2 separate regions of the Homo sapiens genome follow, and region 1 is linked to region 2. Evidence: chromatin contacts called from ENCODE Hi-C data. All regions are on one chromosome and are shown on one strand. Each heading gives the region's core, a stretch centred on a gene start or an enhancer-like site at or near the end of the contact. The rest is flanking DNA. Distances are from core to core; before and after follow the strand shown. Region 1 overlaps MON2 (MON2 regulator of endosome-to-Golgi trafficking). Region 2 holds the start of RASSF3 (Ras association domain family member 3).

Region 1 (2,700 bases), core at 166-2,665, 2.1 Mb after region 2:
CCTTGTGACAAAACAGGAAGTACACATGAAGCGTTTTTACTGTGTATCAAAGTACCATCATTGTTGGAAGAAAAGCATAGCTGTGAACTGAGCTAGTCTTTTTACCCTGTGGAATAACATTTTCACTGAAAAAGCAAACAGTAAATCATGATTATTTACATTTGTATATACTGTACAAACAGTTTCTCAAAAATAAAGTACGCCTGTCACTTTAGGGTAAACAACTGACAGTGTTTGTTGCCAATAATAAAATTTGAGCTTTCAAACAAAAATCAGAATTTAAAAAAACTTGTATCTACCCTATAACCTAAGACTCTTCTGATATATGGTGGTGATATTAACAAATGTAATATTTGCAGGAAGTGATAACATTTGGAATATCTACACAACTAAAATACATGATGTTACAAAATCATGCATGACTAAAAGATCCATTTGAAATGTAAGACCAATGAAATGAATTTTACTGTAACACAGTATAAAAACGTTTCAGATCCTAGACCTGTAAGAAAGTGTCGGCAGGGTGTGGTGGCTCACGCAGTAATTCCAACACTTTGGGAGGCAGAGGCGGGCAGATCACGAGGTCAGGAGATCGAGACCATCCTGGCTAACGGGGTGAAACCCCGTCTCTACTGAAAATACAAAAAATTAGCCGGGCGTGGTGGCAGGCGCCAGTAGTCCCAGCTACTCAAGAGGCTGAGGCAGGAGAATGGCATGAATCCAGGAGGCGGAGTTTACAGTGAGCCGAGATCACGCCACGGCACTCCAGCCAGGGTGACAGAGCGAGACTCCGTCTCAAGAAGACAAACAAAAAAAGAAAGTGTACCGTTTGGTATAGTATCAAAGAAGAATATCCACCATTATTATCTAAAAAGGCCATTAATATAATTCTGCCTTTCAACTACATGTCTTTATGAAGCCAGATTTTCATCGTTATGTGTCAACCCAAAAAAAATCACAACAGAATGAAGACAAAAGATATGAGAATCCAGCTGTCTCCTATTAAGCCAGACATTCAAGACATTTACATTTGGAAAACGTAAAATAATTTTTTCTTTAAAACATAATTATTTTTCATAAAAATTTATGTTAACATGTAATAGGTTTAGTATCATTTCAGCTTTAATTCTTAATAAAGTAAATAATGATAGAAATAACTCACATGCACAAAAGCTCCTAAATATTTTTTAAGAATATAAAGGGGTCACTGTTTTCATAGGGCATTCAACATGATTTATTTATTTTGGGTCCTGATACCTCTGTCTTGGATCCCCAAGTGTCACTCCCTCCCAGCATTCCCCTCTCACCACCCACCCCCAGTATCACTCAGCTGAGGCGATTTCAGGGACTAGTAGGGACACAAAGGGCTGAATGATTGGAACGGTGGTGTGCTGCTAGAGGTGGCAGACAGCCAGGGCGTCCCCAGTGCCTTTCTGCTCTGGAACATTCTGTGACCCGTCGGGGTGTTTTGAATGGTAGCACCCCCTCTTCCACATGGTTATTTATTAAATGACCACTTCCTGTTGCAAAAAAAGTAATAAAAGAGTATAAAGCAGTCTTGAGACTAAAAAGTATAAGAATTATTCCTCTAGTATGTCTTCTAGGAGATGTACCATTTCCAGGTTTAAATAAAGAAAATACAGAGAAATAAGAGAGAGGCATCACACATCAACCATATATAGCTTGCCCCCCAACTACCAGGCATCTAACTTTTGCCCTTGAAGAAACTGTAGAATGCCTAATTTTTTCTAAGCTAAGATGTCCCAATGTAGCCAATTACAATACTGAGGAATTACTTTCTTATATATATCTGAAAATCTCAACTTTGCCAACTCAGTCCTAGAGTTCCTTATTAGGAACCAATGTTTTACCAGTTGATCATCACCCACAGTTCACAAGTAAAGCAGGAAAACAGGCCTTCCTCTTCCTTTAGGCAGTAACTTTCCATTTTTTTCTGTTGCTGGCTGTGCTGTCATTTGTCCCACGTTGTCCCCCTACACCCCCACCAATTAAAGGGACAAAGGTCAAAATATGGAGAATGTTATAGAAGCAATACAAGAAACTTGGCACTGTCAGCCTTGGAGAAAGAAAAAAAAAGAGAGCGAGAACTAAGAAAACAGCGAAGTAGTAAAGTGTAGTGGGGTTAAAAGTGTGTTATGGAGCCTAAAAAATTAGTTAACACCCCAGTGTTGCAGCTTATAAACTGCATCATCTCAGGCAAACTATATAAGCATCCTGGTCCTCATTTTCTCAGCTATAAAACTCAAATATGAATGTCTGCTTCATAGGGCTGTAGTAAAGTTAAAATGTATTAATGTATGCAAAGCAATGCTATGGTCTAAATGTTTATACACCCCCAAAATTCATGTGTTGAAGCCTATTCCCCAGTGGGATGATATTTGAAGGTGGAGTCTTTCGGAGGAAATTAGGTTATAAGGCTGAAACCCTCATGAATGGGATTGTGCCCTTATAAGAAGATACTTGAGAGGCTTCTTCCTGTCTCTACTCTCCACCATTTAAGAATAAAATGAGAAGACAGACATCTGCAAACCAGGAAGTACACCCTTACCAGACACCAGATATGCTAGTAGCTTGATCTTAGACTTCTGAGGCTCCAGAACTTTGAGATTTAAGCTACACAGTTTCTGGCATATTTTATATAACAGCCCGAACTAAGACAATTACTTTGTACAGTGTCCA
Region 2 (2,700 bases), core at 193-2,692:
CTTACCCTTCACCGTCTCCTCTCCTCCTCCTGGTTTGGGACTTAAGAGCCTGAAAAGACTAGAACTTCCGAATTTTAGAAAGAATTTTACTTCAGAAAGTGGCTAAACTTAAGAGGTCTGGCAAGACCACCCTGACAGATTGCACCCTCCCACATCCACCAAAAGAAGTTATCATCCGGCCCCTGAACGATTCTTCTTGCTTCTAGTCTCTAGGTCTCAGTCCGGTATTAATAGAAATGTTTGGCGAACGCCTGTTTTCTAAAAGCAACAAATTTGTGCCATTACAATCTTCTGTAATCTGATGTGAGCGTGGCCGGGTTGGCCCGGCTCCCCTGGTGCGGCTCCTAGTGCCAGGAGGCCGCGGGCTCTAGCACCGGGCTCCTCAGTCCAGCCGACGTGCCCCGTTTCGGGAAGGCCTCCCAAAAAACACGGCTACAGCTGGCGAAACTGGCACAAGTTCCCTTCCCATCTTTTCCCAACTCGTGCTTCCCACGGCATGCTGCCTCCAAAAAAGGAAGAAACCGGCGAAAAGGTTAGCTGTCGCTGGCTAGTATTTAGCATAGGAGCTTGTTTGCAAAACATCTGGGCACCAAAAAACCTAGCTTTACAGAAAACGCACAACCCTGAGTCCCGCAACGGAGATTTAGTGAGAGCCTATGGTGGCGAGGCCCACGGTGCCCTTGGACCCCCACTCCACCAGGTCGCCCGGGCCAGGAAGAGGGGAGGTCAGGTCACCCGGCCACCCCTAGCTATTACACGTTGACCCAAGCCACTCTGGGGGCCACAGATGAGTAAGCTGACTAACAGGAAGGACAGGCGCGCGAACCCGACCGTCGACCCAGCGGGGACGCGAAGGGGAAACCTGGGGGAGTGGCCCGGGGACGCCTGCTGGCTCCGGGGCTGCTCCCCGCAGGCGGCAGCCCGAGGCGGAGCTGCAGAGGCCATCTGGCGCGGAAGGCAGAAGCCGGCCCTCAGCCTCCCCGCCCTTCCTCCGCCTTCCCTCGCCTACACGCACAAGCTCCAGGCACGTTCCCGGGACCCGAAAAGGCAGAAGCCACTTCTCGGCCCGCTCCTCCTTCCCGGCGAGCATCCCCCGAGCGCCCCGCAGAGACACGTGGAGGCAGGGGGCGCGGGCTGGCGGGTTCCCCGGAACTCTGGGGCGCGGGCTGCAGCGCCCGCCGCGCGCCACTCACTTGTTGGCCGGAGCGGGGCTTGCCCTGGGGCGCTCTCCTGAAGAAGGAGGTCCTGGCGGTGAAGAAGAAGTCCTCGGCGTCCTCCTCCAGGCTGCTGTAGCCGCTGCTCATGCTGCCGGTCCCGTCGCGCGCGGGCGGCCTCCCCGGGGCGCAGGCGGCCAGGGAGGGGGTGCGGCGCCCGCCAGCCCCGCGAGGTTCCCGGCGCGCAGCCCCGGGCAGTCCTTATGCAGCTGCGGCCGCCGCTCAATCAGGCTCTCCCGGCCCCTCCTGCCGCCTCCCCGCCAGGCTCCAGGCGCGGCTCGGCCCCGGTGCGCCCGCGACCCCGCCTCCCTGGGCCCCGCCCCGGACGGGCGACCGGCCGAGCCCCACCCCGCGCGGCCGCGACCCTCCCCGCCCGCCCGCAGGTGGGGGGAGCCCGGCCCGCCCCTTCCAGGCGCGCGGGTTTCTCCCGACAGCGTCGCGGAACCCGGAAAGCCGGGCGCTAGGGCTGCGTCTGCTGGGGCTGTGCTCGGGTCGCTTCCTCAACCTCCCGGAAACTGCAAATTCCTCTGCGAGCCGTCCGCCCGCCCCCAGCCTCGCTGGCTCGAGTTTCGGAGAGGGCGGGAGCAGAGCGGGGAACTTTCTCTGCGTCCACTCCCTGCTCGCCCCCGCACCAGGGTCCTGTAGGGGTGGGTGGGGGTTGCCCGGCCGAGGGACCCCCCAGGTCCCACGGCTTCCTGCAGCCGCAACGCCCAGTCCTGAACCCCAGCAGCTCGCCCCTCCAGGAGGATTTCAAGTTGGCAGAGATGGGTGGGGAGGTCAAAAACTGGGTTGAGTTTATTCGAATGAAAACATCCTTTCTGGTCATTCATTTGAGCTTCGGTCTTACCCTTTTCCCCTTCTTTCTAGCGAGGGCTCACTTCCAAATAAGATCGTTATCTTAGGCGCACTCAGTGCAACTGAAAGGTGAACTAGTTCTATAGTTACAGAACAATCGAGTGCTTATCAATTAAATGTGCTTTGTAAATGTCCCCGCCACAATCAGCCTTCCACGGTCACCCACAAGGCATGGTTTAAGTGGTGGGGATAAGGAGATCAGGGAATTCCATCCATCCACGTACAAAAAAAGTTTCCATGTTTTCTAAAACTCTTCAGTCAGCTAATCCTCTTAAAGCCACCAGTGGGTAACAGTCTTTTACACCTTGGTGTTACTGCACTGATTTAAATAATACTAATTTCAAGATCTTGACTGAAAGGTTTTTTTGAAGCTGCAAGCCCTGCTATAGTTAGCGAGCTTCAGAAGAGGTTTCATTAGGAGGGGAAGAGAGACGTTAGAAAAGAGAAAATGTCCATCCATCATAGCCAAACTAGCCAAACTCTCTTACATTATCTCCTTCAATCCTCCGAGCAACTCTGCAAGGTACGTAGTGCTATTTTATGCCGGTTTTACACCTAGAGCAGCAGCTGAGGCTTAAAGAAAGGAAAGTGGCTGTAGGAGGCAGTACTCGGACCGTTCTGCTTTGCGTTC

What was found. Hi-C counts contacts between places; a loop is a spot of excess contacts on that map.
Region 1: a map with no recorded cell type shows a loop between it and region 2 (3-fold over the local background). The contact joins the enhancer-like site here to the promoter of RASSF3 in region 2. A Hi-C loop is called at or near these places in 2 of 37 single-sample maps with no recorded cell type.

The regions. Positions count from the first base shown.
Region 1 is chr12:62,517,931-62,520,630 of GRCh38, reverse strand. All of the region lies in intron 8 of MON2 (MON2 regulator of endosome-to-Golgi trafficking), which reads right to left. Among named protein-coding and RNA genes, the nearest start is that of MON2-AS1, 34 kb to the right of the region's middle. Within about 2 kb of position 1,415, at least 2 of the 41 ENCODE cell types and tissues checked have a DNase peak (open chromatin) inside an H3K27ac peak, as active enhancers do.
Region 2 is chr12:64,609,237-64,611,936 of GRCh38, reverse strand. It overlaps RASSF3 (Ras association domain family member 3), which reads right to left and starts at 1,442. Exons shown (of 5, transcript NM_178169.4): 1 at 1,194-1,442. The coding sequence starts at 1,304. RASSF3-DT (RASSF3 divergent transcript) reads left to right here and starts at 2,471. Exons shown (of 2, transcript NR_187549.1): 1 at 2,471-2,592. RefSeq lists silencers at 913-982, 1,193-1,712, 1,873-1,942 and an enhancer at 2,573-2,632.